Linked DNA regions of Homo sapiens: region 1 is linked to region 2. A link is an interaction called in ENCODE POLR2A ChIA-PET data of the cell type or tissue named here. Cell type or tissue: GM12878. All regions are shown on one strand. Links, peaks and the distances in the headings refer to the core of each region. The heading gives the core; the rest is flanking DNA.

What was found. Peaks named below come from ENCODE experiments on the same cell type or tissue, not always from the same donor. Only the 100,000 strongest peaks of a DNase experiment are listed, where the experiment ranks them.
Region 1: POLR2A ChIA-PET joins it to region 2 with 5 read pairs; 2 of 35 experiments call an interaction of 5 or more read pairs at or near these places.

The regions. Positions count from the first base shown.
Region 1 is chr4:39,928,889-39,939,302 of GRCh38, reverse strand. All of the region lies in intron 2 of PDS5A (PDS5 cohesin associated factor A), which reads left to right. It also overlaps the pseudogene RNA5SP159. Among named protein-coding and RNA genes, the nearest start is that of PDS5A, 44 kb to the left of the region's middle. In GM12878, for the core only: no CTCF peak of the experiment used is centred there; DNase peaks (open chromatin) are centred at 6,095 and 7,644; H3K4me3 peaks cover 670 bases; H3K27ac peaks cover 3,004 bases.
Region 2 is chr4:39,776,905-39,787,318 of GRCh38, reverse strand. UBE2K (ubiquitin conjugating enzyme E2 K) reads right to left here. Exons shown (of 7, transcript NM_005339.5): 6 at 9,509-9,637; 7 at 4,527-8,959. The coding sequence ends at 8,885. Among named protein-coding and RNA genes, the nearest start is that of UBE2K, 84 kb to the right of the region's middle. RefSeq lists enhancers at 241-740, 741-1,242. In GM12878, for the core only: no CTCF peak of the experiment used is centred there; no DNase peak of the experiment used is centred there.

The sequences.
Region 1 (10,414 bases), core at 3,028-8,027, 150 kb before region 2:
ATTGGTAGAGATGAGGTCTTGTTATGTTGCCCAGGTTGGTCTCCAACACTTGGGCTCAAGCGATTTTCCTGCCTCGCCCTCCCAAAGTGTGATTACGGGCATGAGCCACTGTACAATGTACAACTATAGCTCAGCCATAGCCTTGATCTAGGCTCAAGCCATCCTCTTGCCTCAGCCTCCCAAGTAGCTGGGACTACAGGTATTGGCCAACATGACTGGCTTTTTTCTAGTTTTACTTTTTCAATTTTATATGGCTAGAATCATACTATATGGTTCCTTGTGTTACTGTGTCTTCAGTGTTATGTTTGAGTTTTGTATTATTGCTTTTTTTTTTTAGATGGAGTCTCGCTGTGTTGCCAGGCTGGAGTGCGGTGGTGTGATCTTGGCTCACTGCAACCTCGGACTCCCTGGTTCAAGCGATTCTTCTGCCTCAGCCTCCTGAGTAGCTGGAATTACAGGCATGCGCCACCACGCCCAGCTAATTTTTGTATTTTTAGTAGAGATGGGGTTTCACCATGTTGGCCAGGATGGTCTTGATCTCCTGACCTTGTGATCCATCGGCCTCAGCCTCCCAAAGTGCTGGGATTACAGGCATGAGCTACTGCGCCTGGCCTAACTTATATAGTATTTCATTATACAGTTTAATCAGTCTTCTATTGACATTTTTCACTTGTAGTTTTTTGGCTTTTACAAACCACATTGCTGTTGTTAAAATAAAAACTTCAGACATATATATATATGTATTTTTTGAGACAGAGTCTTGCTCTGTCACCCCGGCTGGAGTGCAGTGGCACGATCTTGGCTCACTACAACCTCCGCCTCCCGGTTCAAGTGATTCTCCTGCCTCAGCCTCCCGAGTAGCTGGGATTACAGGCACCTGCCACCACGCCTGGCTGATTTTTGTATTTTTAGTAGAGATGGGTTTTCACCATGTTGGCCAGGCTGGTCTTCAACTCCTGACCTCGGGTGATCCACCCACCTCGGCCTCCCAAAGTGCTAGGATTACAGGTGTGAGCCACCGTGCCCGGCCCAGACACATTAAATTTAACAGAATTTAATTGAGCAAAGAATGATTCACAAACTGGGCAGCCCCCTCCAAACTTGAGTAGGTTCAGAACAGTTCCAGAGCTGCCAAGTGGTCAGATAACATTTATGGACAGAAAAAGGAAAGTGATATACAGAAAACGAAAGTGAGGTATAGAAATAGGTGAATTGGTTACAGCTCAGTGTTTGCCTTATTTGATCACGGTTTGAACAGTCAGCCACCTGTGATTGGCCACAATTCTGTGTGATTGGTAGGAGAGTAGGTTACAGTCTTTTTACAATCTGGTTAGGTACAGCTCACTATGTATGGAGAATCCTTTAGGCTGAATTTATGCAAGGAAGCAGCTTTAGGCTAAACTTAACACTCCAGTCATCCTTGTATACATACTCTAGCTGCTTTAGGGCACCACCAGAGGTGAAATTGTTGAATCATTGGGCATGTATGTCTTCTACTTAACTGAAAGCAGCAAAGTGGTTCTACCAATTTACATTTCAATTAAAAAGTGAGTGAGAGTTCTCATTTGCTATGTTGGACTTACAAAAAGTTCATTTGGCTGGACACAGTGGCTTACACCACTTTGGGAAGTCAAGGCAGGAGAATCACCTGAGGCCAAGAGTTGGAGACCAGCCTAGGCAACATAACAAGACCCCATCTCTACCAATAATAATAAATAAAAATTAGTTGCACATGGTGGCATTCGTCTGTGGTCCCAGCTACTCAGGAGACCGAGGCAGGAGGATCACTTGAGCCAGGGAGGTTGAGGCTGTTGTAATCCCTGATCACACCACTGCAGTCCAGCCTGGGCGACAAAGTGAGAACCTTTCTCAAAAAATAAAATTAAAAAAAATTTTTAATAGCTGTATTGAGGTGTAATTGAATTACTGAACAATAATTTGGACATATTTAAATTATATGACATATAATAATCGATCTGATCTTTGTTCTGATTCTTGGCACAGAGCCTCAAAAACCCTTGGAATTTCCCAAGTGAGAGTGTCTTTGTTACGCTAATGAGGCAGCTCCTGGCAGTGCCACTAGATAGCTTCAGGATGGGGCTGGTCACTTAAATTAGAGGATTGAAACTTTCTCCCAGGAGAAGAGGGAGGCTGGAGATTGAGTTCAGTCTTGATTTTATCATTCATGCCTGCGTCATAAAGCCCAGTGAATCCTGTGAACACTAAAGCTCAGGGGAGGTTAGTGGTTGGTGAACACAGTGATATGCTGGGAGGATTACATGTCCAGATTCAATGAGAAGAGTATACGAAGCTCTGTGTCCCCATCCCATCCACACACCCCTCTTCACCCCCAAGACTTTGGCTGATGTGTCTCTTCAGTTTGACTGTTCTTGAGTTACATACTTTTCTTCCACCTTGTTATTTTCTGTTTCTTTCTTTTTCCTTCTAGCTCACAGCACCTGGTATTCCCCAGTGATCTACCATCCAAGATCGAGCAGGCTCAATCTTGTTTAGGCTTCCAAGTATTTCCTTTATAATAAAACTGTGACAGTAAACATAGTGCTTTCAGGCCAGGTGCAGTGGTTCACACCTGTAATGTGTGAACCAGCACTTTGGGAGGCCAAGGTGGGAAGATCACCTGAGGGCAGGAGTTTGAGACCAGCCTGGCCAACATGATGTAACCCCGTCTCTACTAAAAATAAAAAAAATTAGCCAGATGTGGTGGTATGCACCCAGCTATTAGGGCAGGCTGAGGCATGAGAATCACTTGAACCCAGGAGGCGGAGGTTATAATGAGCCACGGTTGTGCCACTGCACTCCAGCCTGGGTGACAGCGAAACTGTCTCAAATAGATAAATAATAAATAATAAATATAGTGCTTTCATTGAGTTCTGTGAGTTATTCTAGCAAATTTTTAAACCTGAGGAGGCTATAGGAAACCTGAAATTTATAGCTGGTCTGTCAGAAATGGAAGTTGTCCCTGAGAATTGGGGCTGGCATCGGAAGTGGAGGCAGTCTTGGGAAGAACTTTGCCTGTGGGGTTCTGCGCTAAGGTGGGTAGTGTCAGAACTGAATTGAAATGTAGGACACCTATTTGGTGTCAGAGAATTGCTGTCGGGGAATAACAACCTGACAAGTTTTGACATACATACACAGCATTGAAACCATCACTTCAATTAAAGTGAACTTATCACCCTCATAAGTTTCCTCCTTTTGCTTTTTAGTCCTCTCTGCTCCCCATTTGCGCCTTGCTTCTGTCAGGTTCCTTTTATCGCGAATTAGAAGTCTTTTGTATGGGTATACCACAATGGATTTATCCATTTACCTTTTGAAGGACAGTTGGTTATTTTCAGTTTTGTGATATGCTGAATAAAGCTGTTAGGAACACGTACTTGTATTTGTGTGAAATGTTTTCAGTAAATTCTTAAGAATGGAATTTTTGGCTTAAATGTTAAATGCATCTTTAAATTTTATGAAGAACTGCCATACAGTTATCTGAAGTGGTTGTACCATTTTATATATCTACCTCCAGTGTATGTTTCTCTTGTTAAGTCTGTTCAGATCTTTTCCTCATTTTTATGTTGAGTTGGATGATTCACATACTACCTGATTTCAAAACTTTTTAATAAAGCTACAGTAATCAAAGCTATGTGGTATTGGTAAAAGGGCACAGAAAATAGGAACACAACAGAGTCCAGAAATAGGCCTACATGGTATAGCAGTTTTTTTCAACAAAGATGCCAAAACAATCCTGTAGAAAAAGAGAAAGAATAGTCTTTTCTAGAAATGAGGCTTGAACACCTCGACCCAAAAGCTTTCAGTACATACAGAAATTAACTCAGAATGAATATAGACATACATATAAAAACCTAAAACTATAAAACTTTTCCAAGAACACATCGGAAGGCCAGACGCGGTGGCTCACGCCTATAATCCCAGCGCTTTGGGAGGCCAAGGCGGGTAGATCACTTGAGGCCAGGAGTTTGAGACCAGCCTGGCCAACATGGCAAAACCCCATCTCTACTGGAAGTAGCTGGGTGTGGTGGTGCACACCTGTAATCCCAGCTACTTGGGAGGCTGAGGCAGGAGGTTGCATTGAGCCGAGATTGTGCCACTGCACTCCAGCCTAGGCAACAGAGTGAGACTCCGTCCCAATCAGTCAATCAATCAATCAATCAATACCACAGCGGAGAAAATCTTTACAACTTTTGGTTAGGTAATGATTTCTTAGGTAGGACACACAAAGCACAAACCATAAAAGAAAATAATTGATAAAGTTAGATTACGTTAAATCCTTCATCAATTAAATTTTTCTATGCTGTTAAAGACAAGCCTCAGACTGGGAGAAAATATTTGCAATATACGTATCTGATAAAGGATTGGTACCCAGAATATATGACAGCTGAAAACACATAAGGAAAAAAGAAAAGAGATTTGGAGAGGCACGTCACCAAGAAAACGTAGAGTAGGTGGCAAATACGTGAAAAGATGCTTAATTTTGAGTTAATTTGTCTCAAAAAAATATTTATAGAGTGCTGGAATGTGGTAAATATTCAGTAAATGTTAATCATTATTAATAGTATTGGTGTTAGTGTTTCTTTTTTATCAATATTATAAAAACCTAGCTGTGGGCAAAAAAACTTAGTTTGATTTTTTCCTGCTCATTTCTTAAAAAAAAAAAAAAAAAGAAAAAAAAAGAAATACTAAGACCGCAATAGATAAATAGCCAGAGGGTATTAAAACACAATCCACAGGAAAAAATTCACACAGACTTACCAAGAAATTGTTTAATTCTCATAAGTGTATGATAAATTAGATGAGGTAAGAAGAGATTAGTCTACAAAGAGCCAATAGCATTTAAAAAGGCCTGAATGGCACAGGGGATTCTGACATGTTGAAGGATCTGAGAGAAAATCAGAGTCATGTTTCAAACACCAGTCAAGCTTTAGTTATGTTATTTTAAGCAGACAGGGAACTTGCTATTTAAAAAGTGATTTGGAATTGCTGGAAGAGCACCCTTAATTCAGGCTTACAGGACTAGACTCCGAGAACACTTCGTATAGCTGGCCCACAAGGAGAGCTGAATCCTGTGCTCTAATCAGAAAGGTGGGAAAATCAGGAAGCCACCCTGGAGCTCTTAAGTAGGGACACACGTTTAGCCGTAATCCAGTGATTAGGAAGTCACCATTGGTATAATTTGGTACAGAGCCTCACACAGTTTAATAGATTAGTACCAGCACAAAATGGATGCTTCTTCCCTCTATCTTCACAATACTAACAGCCAGTTAGTAGAAAGCTGCTGTGTATGTGCCTGCCCGCACACACATACACACAACAGCTCACTCCATACTTGCCAGCTGACAACAGCAGAAACTACACCACCACCTCTTCTGAACTTTCACCTTCCAAATCTTGAATAAGTGCCTCTGATGGGCTATACGAGAATTATGACTTCAACTCCATTGCAAGGGAATCTAGGAAATGTAGCTTTTATCTTTCCTGCCTCAGTACAGCACATTAAAAATGTGCACAGTAACGACATATTTAAAAAAGGGAAGAATGAATGGAATTTCATTTCTGTTCCTGTGTGGTAAAGCAAAATCTAGTGGCTTAAAATGAATAATTGTTTCTTTCAATTCTGTGAATAGACTTTGTGGTCCTTCTTTTCCATGTGGTGCCTTCTGGGGTCACTGGTTTTTTTTTTAAACAGTTTATTTTAATTTAATAACAATCTGGGAAGTCTGCATCAGCGGTTCTAGTGCAATATCAAGTGCAATTGGGAATTCAGAAATTTCAGTGGAACTGTTAGTTTAGTGAATCTCGTAGGTAAAAATATATGCATGCTTTAACTTTTATTTTATTTTTCTAGAGGTAGCATTTTGTTCTGTCACCAGGCTGGAGTGCATTGGCATGATCATAGCTCACTGCAGCCTAGAACTTCTGGGCTCAAGCAGTCATCTTGTCTCAGCCTCCCAAGTAGCTGAGATTGTAAGTGCAAGCCACCATTCTTGACAATACATACATACTTTTGATAGCACACATGAACAGACCTCTCTAAAATTGCTCTCAATGAGTTCATTCTCAGCAAACTGATCTGGGTCATTCAACATGGTTTTGGTTTTGGTTTTGGTTTTGAGACGGAGTTTTGCTTTTGTCACCCAGGCTGGAGTGCAATGGCACGATCTTGGCTTACTGCAATCTCTGCCTCCTGGATTCAAGCGTTACTCCTGCCCCATCCTCCCGAGTAGCTGGGACTACAGGCACCTGCCACCATGCCCGGCTAATTTTTGTATTTTTGATTGAGGCAGGGTTTCACCATGTTGGTCAGGATGGTCTCGAACTCCTGACCTCATGTGATCCACGCTCCTCAGCCTCCCAAAGTGCTGGGATTATAAGCATGAGCCACTGTGCTTGGCTTCAGCATGGCCTTTTGATTGTTCCTCATGTTAGTGCATGTTCTCTCTTTTTTTTTGAAATGGAGTCTTGCTCCTGTAGCCCAGGCTGGAGTGCAGTGGCGTGATCTCAGCTCACTGCAACCTCCGCCTCCTAGGTTCAAGCGATTCTCCTGCCCCGCCTCCTGAGTAGCTGGGATTATAGGCGCGCACCACCAGGCCCAGCTAATTTTTGTATTTTTAGTAGAGACAGGGTTTCACCATGTTGGTCAGGCTGGTCTCGAACTCCTGACCTCGTGATCTGCCTGCCTCAGCCTCCCAAAGTGCTGTGACCCACCGCGCTTAGCGCTGCATGTTCTCTTTTTACAATAAATTCATGACCATCGGAAGATACCAGTTTGACATACATGGCATCAGGACCTTCACAGCCACCACAGGTTTTCTCCCCTTGGTTGTGTGTATTTATGAAGCTCTACTTTGCTTCTACAGGGTCACTCTTATGGCTAAGTTTAGATGGCAGCTCAATTAGGCCACCTTAGTTCTCTTCCACGTAGTCTATGTGGTATACACAGCCTCTGTTTTTTGAATAGTCTGGGATTCCTAATAGCATGGTGGGTACATTCCCATAGGGGCATTGCAATCTCAACGTACAAATGCTTATCAGGCCTGTTCTTGCATCAGGCTTGCTAATGTCTGTTTGGCCAAAATAAGTCACATGGACTGGGCATGGAGGCTCATGCCTGTAATCCCAGCATTTGGGGAGGCTGAGGCAGGTGGATCATCTGAGGTCAGGAGTTGAAGACCAACCCAGCCAACGTGGTGAAATCCTGTCTCTACTAAAAATACAAAACTTAGCCAGACTTGGTGGCGAGTGCCTGTAGTTCCCAGCTACTTGGGAGGCTGAGGCAGAAGAATCCCTTGAACCTGGGAGGCAGAGATTGCAGTGAGCCAAGATCATGCCACTGCAGTTTAGCCTGGGCGACAGAGCAAGACTCTGTCTTAAAAAAAAAAAAAAAAAAGTCACCTGACCAAATCCAGAGTCATTGTGGAAGAAGACTATATAAGGTATACATATGAGAAGGCATTGTATCATAGCCTCCAAGATAGCTCTGAATGATCCTTATTTCCTTGTATTTACTCCCTTGTATAGTCCCCTGCAACACTGAACGGGGCTGTCCTGAGTAACGGAACAGGCTGTGGTAGAAGTGACAATGTATGCTTTTCAAGGTTAGGTCGTAAAAGACTGCCACTTCATATTTGCTCTCTTGGATCTTGCACCAGGGGAAAACCAACTGCCTTTTCACTTGAGCTGTCTAGAAAGGCCCATGTAGTGTGGAACTGAAGCCTTTCAACAACAGCAAGTGTCAACTTAGAACCGTAAGAATGAGTTACCTTCAAAACACACCCTCCACGCCCAGTCAAGCCTTCAGATAACTGCAGCCTTGACCAGGTACAGCCTCTTGAGAGATTCCAGGCCCACACGACTTAGCTAAGCCACTTTCCAATTCTTCAACCACATATGATAAATACATGTTATTGTTTTAAGGCACTGAGTTTTGGGGTATTTTGTTACATAGCAATAATTAAAAAAAATTTTTTTAGCCTGGGCACCATATGGCAAAATCCCATCCTACAAAAAAAAAAAAGTACAAAACCTAGCCAGGTGTGGTGGCGTGTGCTGTAGTATCAGCTGCTCAGGGGGCTGAGGTGGAAGGAACTCTTGAGCCTGGGAGGTGGAGGTTGCAGTGAGCTGAGATTGCGCCACTGTACTCCAGCCTAGGTGACAGAGCCAGACCCTTGTCTTGGAACTGCTGGGCTCAAGCGATCCTCCTGACTTGGCCTCCCAAAGTGCTGGGATTACAGGTGTGAGCCATCACATCCAGCCCTTCTCTATCTTTTGTTTCACAAACCCTGATTCTAGTTTCTTTGGATTTATCTAATTTCTCAAGATGGAAATATAGATGATTGCATTCTTTCTTTTGTAAAATACACATTTAAGATTATAAATTTCCTTTAAGTACAGTGGTAAGTGCATCCTATGAGTTTTGGTAGTTCATATTTACATTATAATTCAGTTCAAAATATTTTCTCATTTCCGTTATGATTCCTTCTTTTATCAGTTATACTTCCCTAAATATTTAGGGAAGAAATAAAACCAGTCTTACTATCACACTTTTGATATACTATGTTAGAAAAAAAGAGGGATCACTGCTTATTTTGTTTCAAGCCAGTATAATTTAGTACTAAAACCTGATACGGTTGTCTTAAGAAGTTATAAGCCAGTTTCTTTCATATAATTACAAAGAAATAGAAATAATGTAATAGCAAATAAAATGTAATACCTTAAAATGTTATGACCAAGTTGTCTTTATTTTAGCAATGCAAACTTGGACTAAAATAGTAAAATTAGAATGCAAACTTGAATTAAAATTAGAAAATCAGCCATTGGGATTTACTATATTAACAGAATTAGGGAAAAAGTATGATTATCTCAATAGGTGTCAAAAAATACTCAATAGCCCAGGCATGGTGGCTTATGCCTGTAATCCCAACACTTTGGGAGGCTGAGGCAGGCAGGTCGCTTGAGCCCAGGAGTTCGAGACCAGCCTGGGCAACATGGCAAAACCCTGTCTCTTAAAAAAAAAAAACAAAAAACAAAAAAACTTTTTTTTTTTTTTTTTTTTTTTTTTTTTTTGAGATGGAGTCTCACTCTGTTGCCCAGGCTGGAGTGCAAGTGGCACAGTCTCGGCTCACTGCAACTTCTGCCTCCCGGGTTCAAGAGATTCTCCTGCCTCAGCCTCCTGAGTAGCTGGGATTACAGTTGTGTGCTACTGTGCCCGGCTAATTTTTTGTATTTTTAGTAGAGACGGGGTTTCACTGTGTTGGCCAGGATGGTCTCGATCTTCTGACCTCGTGATCTGCCCGCCTCGGCCTCCCAAAGTGCTGGGATTACAGGCATGAGCCACCTCGCCCGGCCCCCCAAATTTTTTTTTTTTGATTAGCCAGGTATAGTGACACATGCTTGTAGATCCACCTACTTGGGAGGCTGAGGTTGGAGGACCACTTGAGTCTGGGAGGCATAGGTTGCAATGAGCTGAGATCGCTTCACTGCACTCCAGCCTAGGCAACAAAGCAAGTCCCTTTCTCAAAAAAAAATAATAATAATAAAATTTTACACTCATGATAAAAAATCTTGGCAGAATAAAAATATAGCTTGAATATTTGACAGTGGCGACAGATTGTATTAGGGTTCTCTTAGAGGGACAGAACTAACAGGAATACACACACACACACACACACACACGCCCCAATAGGATATGTATAGGAGATATATGTATGTAGGATATTAATGGGATATATATATATATATATATATATATATATATATATAGTTTATTAAGTATTAACTCACAAGGCCCCACAATAGGCTATCTGCAAGCTGAGAAGGAAGGAGAGCCAGTCCGAGTCCCAAAACTGAAGAACTTGGAGTCTGATGTTTGAGGGCAGGAAGCATCCAGCACGGGAGAAAGATGTAGACTGGGAGGCTAGTCCCGCCGTCCCTTTTCATGTTTTTCTGCCTACTTTATATTCGATGGAAGCTGATTAGATTGTGCCCACCAGCTTAACAGTGGACCTGCCTTCCCCAGCCCACTGACTCAAATGTAATCTCTTGGCAACACACACACAGGCACACCCAGGATTAGTACTTTGTATCCTTCAATCCAATCAAGTTGACACTCAGTATTAACCATCACACAGATTAAGTAAACTGTGATTTATAATTAGAGAATCATTTTTAAGATCTGAGGAAATTATTGTGATTTGATACATAAAGAATTATAGTTATTTGCATAATTACAGAGAAAACAGGCCAGCATAAAGTACACAAAAATGTGAATGGTAGTTTCTGGAGTTGATAAATTATGGATTTTTCTTTTATTTTTTTTCATGATTCTTTGCATTTTATAATGATTCCAAAGTGTGCATTGGTTAATTTTATAACCATAAAAGCAGGTTAATTA
Region 2 (10,414 bases), core at 2,010-7,009:
AGTATTTTTCAAATGCGATGGGAAACAGAGTAGGGAAAAGAGGAGAAATACACAAACATATTTAAATAGTTTAGGGGATGAAGTACTGAAGGGAAGAACATCTAGATGAAGGAAAAAAAAAAACTGAAATAAGACAATGGAAAGTAGTAAAGAGTACAATAAGTTACCCTTGGGAAAAGAGGAAGCTTCCCAAAGAGAAAAGGCCCAGTGAAGAGTTTTCTTTTTTGGAGACAGGGTCTTGCTTTGCACTTTGTCCAGGCTAGAGTGCAGTGATGCAATCACTGCCCATTGTAGCCTCGACCTCCTGGGCTCAGGTGATCCTCCCATCTCAGTCTCCTGAGTACCTGGGACTACAGGCGACCATCACCCTGCCCGACTAATTTTTGGCTAATTTTTTTGTAGAGACAGAATTTCAGCATGTTTCCCAGGCTGGTCTTAACTCCTCGGCTCAAGCAATCCACCTGCCTCAGCCTCCCACAGTGCTGGGATTACAGGCATGAGCCTGAAGAGAGTTTTACTGCACTGAATAGGGGACAGAAAGCAGTACTGGCAACATTTTAATCAACTGGACTTTAACAATTTATTTATTTTTGAGATGGAGTCTCCCTCTGTTGCCTAGGCTGGAGTGCAATGGCGTGATCGTGGCTCACTGCAACTTCCGCCTCCTGGGGTCAAGCGATTCTCCTGCCTCCGCTTCCTGAGTAGCTGGGATTACAGGCGCCTGCCACCATGCCCAGCTAAATTTTTGTATTTTTAGTAGAGACAGGGTTTCACCATGCTGGCCTGGCTGGTCTCGAACTCCCGACCTCAGGTGATCCGCCCACCTCGGCCTCCCAAATCGCTGGGATTACAGGCATGAGCCACTGCGCCCGACCCTTTAATGATTTTTAACAAATTAAAAGGATTAACAAAGCATTTGGGGCCAAGATTTTTAGCTGTACTCTCTACACAGAATCTTCCCACATAGGCACTTTTATCCTTCCTACTCTGCCCTCAATAGGTTCATAACCTGATTTTCTTTTACCACACCTTGCCTTTTTGTTCTTTTTATAATCTCTCTCGCCTATCTCTTAATCTTTTTTTTTTTTTTGAGACAGTCTTGCTCTGTCGCCCAGGCTGGAGTGCAGTGGCGCGATCTCAGCGCACTGCAACCTCCACCTCCCGGGTTCAAGCGATTCTCCTGCCTCAGTCTCCCGAGTAGCTGGGACTACAGACGCACACCACCAAGCCCGACTAATTTTGTATTTTTAGTACAGATGGAGTTTCACCATGTTGGCCAGGCTGGTCTCGAACTCTCACTGTTGCCCAGGCTGAAGTGCAGTAGCATGATCTTGGCTCACTGCAACCTCCGCTCCTGGGGTTCAAGCGATTCTCCTGACTCAGCCGCCAGAGTAGCTGGGACTACAGATGCCCACCACCACACTTGGCTGACTGTTGTATTTTTATTTTTATTTTGAAACGGAGTCTCACTCTGTCTCCCAGGCTGGAGTGGGCTGGAGTGCAGTGGCACAATCTTGGCTCATTGCAACCTCTGCCTATTCAAGCAATTCTCCTGTCTCAACTTCCCAAGTAGCTGAGACTACAGGCGCACGTCACCACACTCGTCTACAATTTTTGTATTTTTAGTAGAGACAGGGTTTCACCATGTTGGCCAGGCTGGTCTCGAATTCCTGACCTCATGTAGTCTGCCCGCCTCAGCCTCTCAAAGTACTGAAATTACAGGCATGAGCCACTGCGCCCGGCCTGATTTTTATATTTTTAGTAGAGACAGGGTTTCACCATGTTGGCCAGGCTGGTCTTGAACTCCTGACCTCAAGTGATCCACTTGCCTTGGCCTCCCAAAGTGTTGGGATTACAGGCATGAGCCACGGCACCCAGCCTATCTCTTAATCTTCTAATTACTACCTTTATCTAGGTACCATAGTCCCCTTGTTGCAGTTACTCATTTTCCTTTCCTCTGCCCTCAGTCCAAAGCAATTTTACTTCAGTGAGTGGATGCCCCTTAACTATACATACTTGCCCCCAAAACCATGTGATTTTCTCAAGGTTTTCTGCATTGACAGCCCTCCTTTAACCTAAACTCCATTGCTGAGTGAAGATAAAGTTGGGGATAAAAACATGGAGTCAAGAGATAACTAGGTGTAACTGACAGAACAGAAATGAGTTACTTAAACAGGAATAAGCATATTATTTAGTGACCTGGAGGTAACCTAAAAACAAAAATCCATTATTTAAAAACTGTTCTGTGTACTAGTAGTAAAGTTTGGTAGAGAATTAGTTTTTTTCACTATGAACTCTTACTACTGACTTTTTAAAAGCAATGAGTTTATTTGGAATAACAGTCATTTTTCTGAGACGGAGTTTCACTCTTGTTGCCCAGCCTGGAGTGCAATGGCACGATCTCGGCTCACTGCAGCCTCTGCCTCCCGGGTTCCAGTGACTCTCCTGCCTCAGCCTCTCGGGTAGCTGGAATTACAAGTGCCTGCCACCATGCCCAGCTAATTTTTGTATTTTTAGTAGAGACGGGGTTTCGCCATGTTGGCCAGGCTGGTGTAAAACTCCCGACCTCAGGTGACCCCTCGGCCTCCCAAAGTGCTGGGATTACAGGTGGGATCAGGCGTTAGCCATTGCGCCTGGCCTAATTTTTTTTTTTTTTTGAGACAGAGTCTCGCCCTGTCGCCCAGGCTGAAATGCAATGGTGCAATCTCAGCTCACTGCAACCTCCACCTCCCGGATTCAAGTGATTCTCCTGCCTCAGCCTCCAGAGTAGCTGGGATTATAGGCGCGCGCCACCACGCCCGGCTAATTTTTGTTTTGTATGTTTAGTAGAGACGAGGTTTTACAATGTGGGTCAGGCTGGTCTCGAACTCCTGACCTTGTGATCCACCCACCTCAGCCTCCCAAAGTGTTGGGATTACAGGCGTGAGCCACCATACCAGGACTGGAATAATTTTTTTTTTTTTTTAATTTTATTTGGAGGCAGGGTCTTGTTCTGTTGCCCATTCTGATGTGCAGTGGTGGATCATGGCTCACTGCAGCCTCCAATTGGGCTTAAGTGATCCTCCCTCCTTAGCCTCCGAAAGTGTTGGGATTACAGTTGTGAGCCACCACACTGGCAAAGATAATCAACCATGCTCCAGCTAATAATCACTTCAGCAATTATCCTGAATTTGTGTCATTTTGCAAACTTTGCCATTTGACTTTATCTGATACCTTAAGAAAGTTATCCTTAATAATTTTCATATTATTCACTGGAAAACTAATTCACTGATGATCAAAACAAAACAAGTGCCAAATGTCTGATGCTCTTTAAATTTGAGTATCTATTGCCAGGGCATGAGAGCTCCTTAAATTCTCACTCTGTTGCCCAGGCTGGAGTGCAGTGGTGCAATTTTGGCTCACTGCAATCTCCGCTCCCCAGGTTTTCATGCAATTTTCCTGCCTCAGCTTCCAGAGTAGCTGGGATTACAGGCGCGCACCACCATGCCCAGCTAATATTTGGTTTTAGTAGAGATGGGGTTTAACCATGTTGGCCAGGCTTGTCTCTAACTCCTGACCTCAGATGATCCACCTGCCTCTGCCCCCCCAGGTGTTGGGATTACAGGTGTGAGCCACCACACCCAGCTTTGAATTCTATTTGTTATCCTGGATTTTTAGTACCTAAAGACCCAGTCTTACTCCACAAAAAGAACACTTTATATTGATATTCCAGGTCAGGAGGAATTCCATTTCTTGGCAAAGAAACCTATAGGCCTGCTGTGAGTTGGTTACAAATACCATAAAGACACGATCAGTTTTGCCATGTAAAATAATTTGTACAAACCCTGACAAAGTGTCTTCTAATTATCAGCATTTATGGAGGAAGGGTCAATCTACAGATAATAACCAATCAATGGACCTTTGAAATAGTCAGACATAACAAAAAATAGCTACTTTGCCAAACCACAATTTTCAAACAAGGTATCCTCTTGGTGGTTTCAGATTAGGAACAGAGTAATACTTTCATAGTTTAGCCAAAATTTAGTGTTAGAATTATATTAACGTCTATACAATTAAGTAGTTTTATAGCTACATCAATCATTTAATTTGATCTTCACCAACACGCTACGAAGTACTGGGCAAATATCTTACCTAGATGAGGAAACTGAGGCTCAGAAAAGTCCAGGCTCTCTGCTCTTGAGTAAAAGCTGGGATTAAACCCTGGACTTTCTGAAACAATTCAGTCTTTTTGACAGTACCGAGCAACTTTCCAGAAAGCATATATGGAAACAGAATACAAAGTATTACTTAACTAACTCTTAATTACTCTAAATTTTGGATTAGAACCTAAGCAAATATGTTCTTTTAGTAAATTTAATTAGAACTAAATTTCAATGTTTTTAAATTCAAAGATCTGATACAACTTACTGCATTTATATGTCAATCACTATGAAATTTGTGAAGGAGAAATATCTGCCTGGTTCTTATTTAGAGTAAGACTTAATTGCTTGTCCACAGATGAGCACCCAGAAATAAGATATAAACCATTTTCAGGGGAAAACATGCATGCATTTATTTTTAAGAATTCCCAATAAGGGGGGAAAAATTCAACATCTTTAAAAATGTGTTTATTTTTTAAAAAATCAGTTGTGTACAAAAGTGTTTCGTAGTTTTTAATTCTCAAGACAAATACCCCAACCTTCCACCCCACAGCCCACCCTGCTTCAATGGTATTTCTGGTAACCCACCCATTTTCCCCTTACAGGAAGTTAACGGCTCAGAATAGACCCTCCTACAGAATTTATCATCACTAACAGATTGTTTAGAATAGAGATCTAGAGAAGCTAACAAGCAAGGTTCCCTATAATGGCAGTAGACTTCCAGCAGACACCACAACAAAGCACCATCAATTGCTGAAAGCTAAAAAATAGATATTATTTTCAATAATATTTCATTTTCTATTGGAAAAGTTTTTTAAATTACATTAAATAAGTCTCTTTCCCCCCAAAGAAATAGTCTAGCTTTTATTATGATGCCTGTAAAAAGTAGGTAACAGCAAGCAGACAAGGATCGTTAACAGCACAGTGTAATGATTTCTATCCACTCACACCTATAATCAAACTGACAAACTGTGCCACACCTGATTATATATAGCAGCATGGTTGAAATAACCAAGCAAAAGGTGACACATTCAAGACTTCCATTTAGGTGATTGCAAGTTCATGAGGGTGTATCAGTCCAATGAAGCAGTAACAGAACAAATGGGACAAGGGAGATACTAACACTCCCCTACCCCTATGCCACAAGATCTTTGATCTATATTGCAGCAGTGCAAATAGAACGTGTGACATAATATGTAGACACTGAAGAAAAGTCACACTTGGGAATAAAGGCTATTTTATCAGTAAATACTTCAAGTTGCCTTCTTCCCAGTGACAGCAACTGGCTGATGGTAAGCATTTACTTTAAACTGATACTAAAAAGAATGGAAACGTAATTTTTAAATCAATGGTTTGTACCCTGGAATTGAAATTCCTTGAACTAGAAAAAGTGATTAATACAACATTTTGTAGAAGTCCATGAAATAAAGTTAACTGTAAACAGACGGCTTCCTTTTTCCTATCTAAACATTGTTTCCCTCTACATACTAGAAGGTATACCTGGCTCCAGCTGTTCCCTACCCCAATCCATCTTAAATCTTTAAAACAATAACAACAAAAATTCATAATTTCCTATTTTGCTACATAGGATTGTAAAACATTACCATACACCTACTGCACAGTTTTAAAAGCTCAAATCAGGCATACACTTATACCCAAGATCTGCTTTTCACATTGGTAAACTTATTAAGCAGCCTCAACAGTAATACAGTATGCTGCATTCTGTAGTGCATAAATAAGCAAAATCCGTTTAAACTGCCAATTCTTTCTTACAGATACTTAAAAAGAATTATTTTGCATAGTTTTATGTGCCAACAATCATAAATGTGTATTACTTCTAAAAAATGAAAAAAAAAATCAAGTCTTCCATTTCATAGATTATTCTCTTCAAAAGCAAAATACTTAGACTCCATTTATATATCCTTGAATGTGTTACGTGTTTAAGTAAATCATAGTCGTGATTCCAAACATTTCGGGGTGCCAACTCAGAGCACCTAATTCAGTACCTAGTTCCTCAAATATTTATATACCACTGAATACTTATTTGGGTCCACTAACTGCCATTCATTCATTCATTCATTCATCAGTACTGAAATACTATACAGCTAATTATTTCTTCTTTTAAAAGAGGCACATACTCAGGAAACAGGCCTGATTATAACAAAAGCCTACTGGAGCATCAGTGACTTCTAACAAATCGGCCTGCCCTAAATGGGATTTCACTGGATTTTTTTTTTAACATAATTTTTGAGGCTTTTAAAACTGACAAACGGAGCCAACTCAAAAATATTAAGAATTACAAAAATAATTTCCACCAGGGTACTTTTCCCCTAGGCCTGACCTTTTAGTGTCTTTTTGTCCAAACATATTTAAGACCAGAGGAAAAAAGCAATTGCTTTAGTTTCTATGTTTGGGTAACTAAATCTACCCACAGACAAGAGAATAACAAAAACCAAACAGTACAGTGGGAAATATACCAGAAAGGAAAAAAAAGATCATCACATTAAATGTAAATGAGGTAAATTTTTATAATAAAGAATCTTTTATGAAGAATGTCTCAAACCAAATATTGTACTTTCCAATTTCTTGGGCACTGGGGATGCTGAAGTGTAGTTAGATGAGTATATAACCCTATAGGGCTCATGTGCATAAAAATCAAAGCAGGATATAGCTGCCTCCAAGAGCATGTATGTATGTATATATGTAAAATGCTTGACCTTTAGAAACCTCTGAGCTCTCTCACCTTTGTTTAACCACAGGACAATTAAATATACCCTGATAATACAGGCAAAAAATAAACTGGGTAGATGTGTCTGATATTTTTAAACCCAAATTCTACTAATACTACCAAGTTGCCCTCCACTTAAAAAAAGTAGTTCTAACCAACACTGGAGAAAAACCATCCACATTTTCACACAATCCCACCTTACTTCAAAATATAAAGTACGAGGTTTCAGGTATTTAAAATAAATAAAGAAAAATCTTGTTTCCTTTGGCATCTTTAGAAAATAAACTACAGCAATAAAAAGAGGTGATTGTATAAAGACATGCGTAAGCAAACATATGGGGAAAAAACAGCAACTTGTGTTTAGTATGTAATAATATCAGCTATAAGAGTTTACTGTTAATTAGGAAAGCCTTACAAATTTTTGGAAGAACCTTCACATCTTTAACATTACAATATATTTAATAATGGTTCTTTTATTGCTTCTAGTATCAAGATTATTGAGAAGTCAAATGAAGTTATGCTGACGTTATGATTCAAAAATTATCTTCCAAACATTTAACGATTATAATTTAAGATAAATAACACTTAAAGAAAGCAAACCTTTTATAATATGACTTTCAATATACAGCCTTACTTTAATTCAGTCTGATTCCATTACATTTTTGTTATTTTGTATTGGTCCTAAAAATTTAAAAAGAATTGTATTTCTATATATAGAACTGCCTGCATAAATCCACTTCAACCTTCATAAAATGGTTACATTAGTGTGTGATCTTGCAAAACTAATAATTTTCAAACTTTTGAACTTAGAATGAAATGTAAATTTAATACAAATAGTCTGACTATGTACAAGAGAAGGTAAAGTTTTCAATTCTCGTATTATCAGAAACATCATAAAGAAAGCTAGATTTATAACACACTTCTATTCCTATGTGCATCTGAAGTATGTACAATAAAACACCAACACAGCTTTCATGTGTCAATAGGGGAAGTGCAAGCAAGAATGACTTGAAGTATCCAATAAAGCAATCTCTATAGACCCCAAAATCAGGCTAAAAACTGCAAACAGCTGACTGCATCCTTGCCAGTTCTCAAAGAAAAATTTCATCACTAAAAAATAGGTGTCAAATTCACTGAAAAACTAAGTTGGGTTCTTTCATTAAACCTGGGAATAATGTAACATCAAGTATTTACTATTTTTGCAAGAGAAATAAAATTGGCAGTTCCATTTTTACATTACTTAAGAAAAATTTAAGAGTGTTTGAAGAACTGGGACAAGACATTCCAAACCTACGACCTAAAAATGAAGCAAGGGATACATACTGTCCTTCAGCACATTTCCCCACCTGATACAGAGAAATTTACCATTAGAATATTAGCTGTGTGTGGCAAGGCGGGGGTGGGGGGGGTGAAGGGGGAATCAGACACTGTCCCAGTCTGTTGACAAGGACAAAAAGGCTCTGAATAGGTCACCATCTTCAATTCTGAATAAATTTCATATTTAAGAATTCTCAAATGCTTAAAATGGTGGTCTTTTCAGCTACCCATCCTAAGAAGTCAAGTACAAGCATGCAAGTAAATTCACAGGCACAGAGGATCCATGTTAAAAACAGTTAAGGTAGCTGTGATGCAACACCAACAATTTGAATGGCCCTGACACACTCAAAATATTATCTTAATTATTCAACAAAATCCTGAAGCAAACTCTTGCTAGTCTTGGTACACTGCTAAACACTAAAGTAGCATGTTTCTTCCATGGTTTTAGCTTAGCTCAGGGAATTTTTACACTATTAAGAAAAAAAATTAAAGTATTTCCCCTTTTTAAATTTACACAGACGTTTAATTAGCTTTATTTACAGAGCAGGGATTTTTTTTTTTCAGTCTCCAATGGTGCCTAGATAACATCATTAGGCAAGAATGCCAGTTTAAAAGAAATCTATGCAGAATCCTAAAAATAACAGATGTTGGTGCTCCTCAAGAAGAGGCAAGCTTGACTATATCAGCAGCTCTCTATGCCTCAGTTACTCAGAAGCAATTCTGTTGCAGTCTCTACATCCCATGATTTTGAAGACAAGGCCACTATTACTGCATTCTGTAGAGAAGAAAAGGGGACAGGAAATTAAATCTCAAGGAAACATTTAAACAATACTGAATCATTCACTCTTTATACTGGGAATTAACACCTTGTTTCTTTTCTGTAAGTTGATTTACATTTGCAGTGCATGGAAAGCTTCTAAAATCAATGACAGTAATTAGTAAAAATAAAAAAATCACTGACTTTGAAAACAGAAAATATGTTTACCAAAACTAGATTTTCTCTTATTTTCCTTTTTTTTTTTTTTTTTTTTTTTTTTGAGACAGGGTCTTGCTCTATCACCAAGGCTGGAGTGCAGTGGCATGACTATCGCTCACTGCAGCCTCGACCTCCTGGGCCCAAGGGATTCTCTCACCTCAGCCTTCAGAGTAGCTGGAATTACAGGCACTCACTACCATGTCCAGCTAATTTTTGTAGAGATGGGTTTCGCCATGTTGCCCAGGCTGCGAATTTCTCTTATTTTCTAAACCACTTTTGTCAGCCAAGAATTTGCAATAATTTAAAATCAATCAATATATCAAAATCAACATGCCCTTATGTACTTACCCTATCAAAGCCCATAGCACATAGGTTTTCTATTTTTTTGGTGTATTCTGGACTAGAAACTGGTGCTCCAGCATACACATGTGCCCAAAGTCGAGCTGTCTGTTTGAACATTTCGGGATTTTGTTTGTACTATATGGGGGGAAAAATTGATTGACATGACATTACAGTTATAATATTTGATATATTTCAGCTCTTAATCGCCTACAATCCTACTTTTCCAAATAAAACAAATCTACATTTAAAATGTGATTCACTTTGCATTATAGACAACCTATGTCACTCGAGAAAAGACCACTTAACCTGAAGCTTCGACTCACAATTTGTGTTGACAATAATAAAGACAAGTAACATTAATCTACTTTAATCTCCAAATTCAACAAATATAACTAGCAAGACTAAAATTAGGTTAAGTGAGGTATTAAGAGATGTTCCAAACACTGGAAAGCAGCAAACATTATACAACTGAACACAGATTACTAGCTTATAAAAATATGTGGACATTAGAATAATTTTTTACGATGTAACCAGCTTTTGTATTACCCACAGCCCAGGCTAGAATACAACTAGATTCTTCTGTTTTCTTACAGCTGCATTAGTGTACAGTGATTTATGGAAACCCCACATGCAAAGTCCTAACTTATTACATAACTTGAGATGATTATAAACTCACAATAGAGTAATTTTATTAAAAGACTTCCCATATGCATTGGAAAGAGGTAAATTTATCAAATACTTTGGAACCACCATTACTTAGTAAAGCAAAGTATAAATTACTAACTATTCAATTCACTTTAATATTTCTTTTAAAAGTAATTTATATATTTAAATCTATTACATATTAAAACGATAAATCTAGTTTCTACCACTTATTCATCACAAGGAAATAAGTCAAATTATTGAACTATT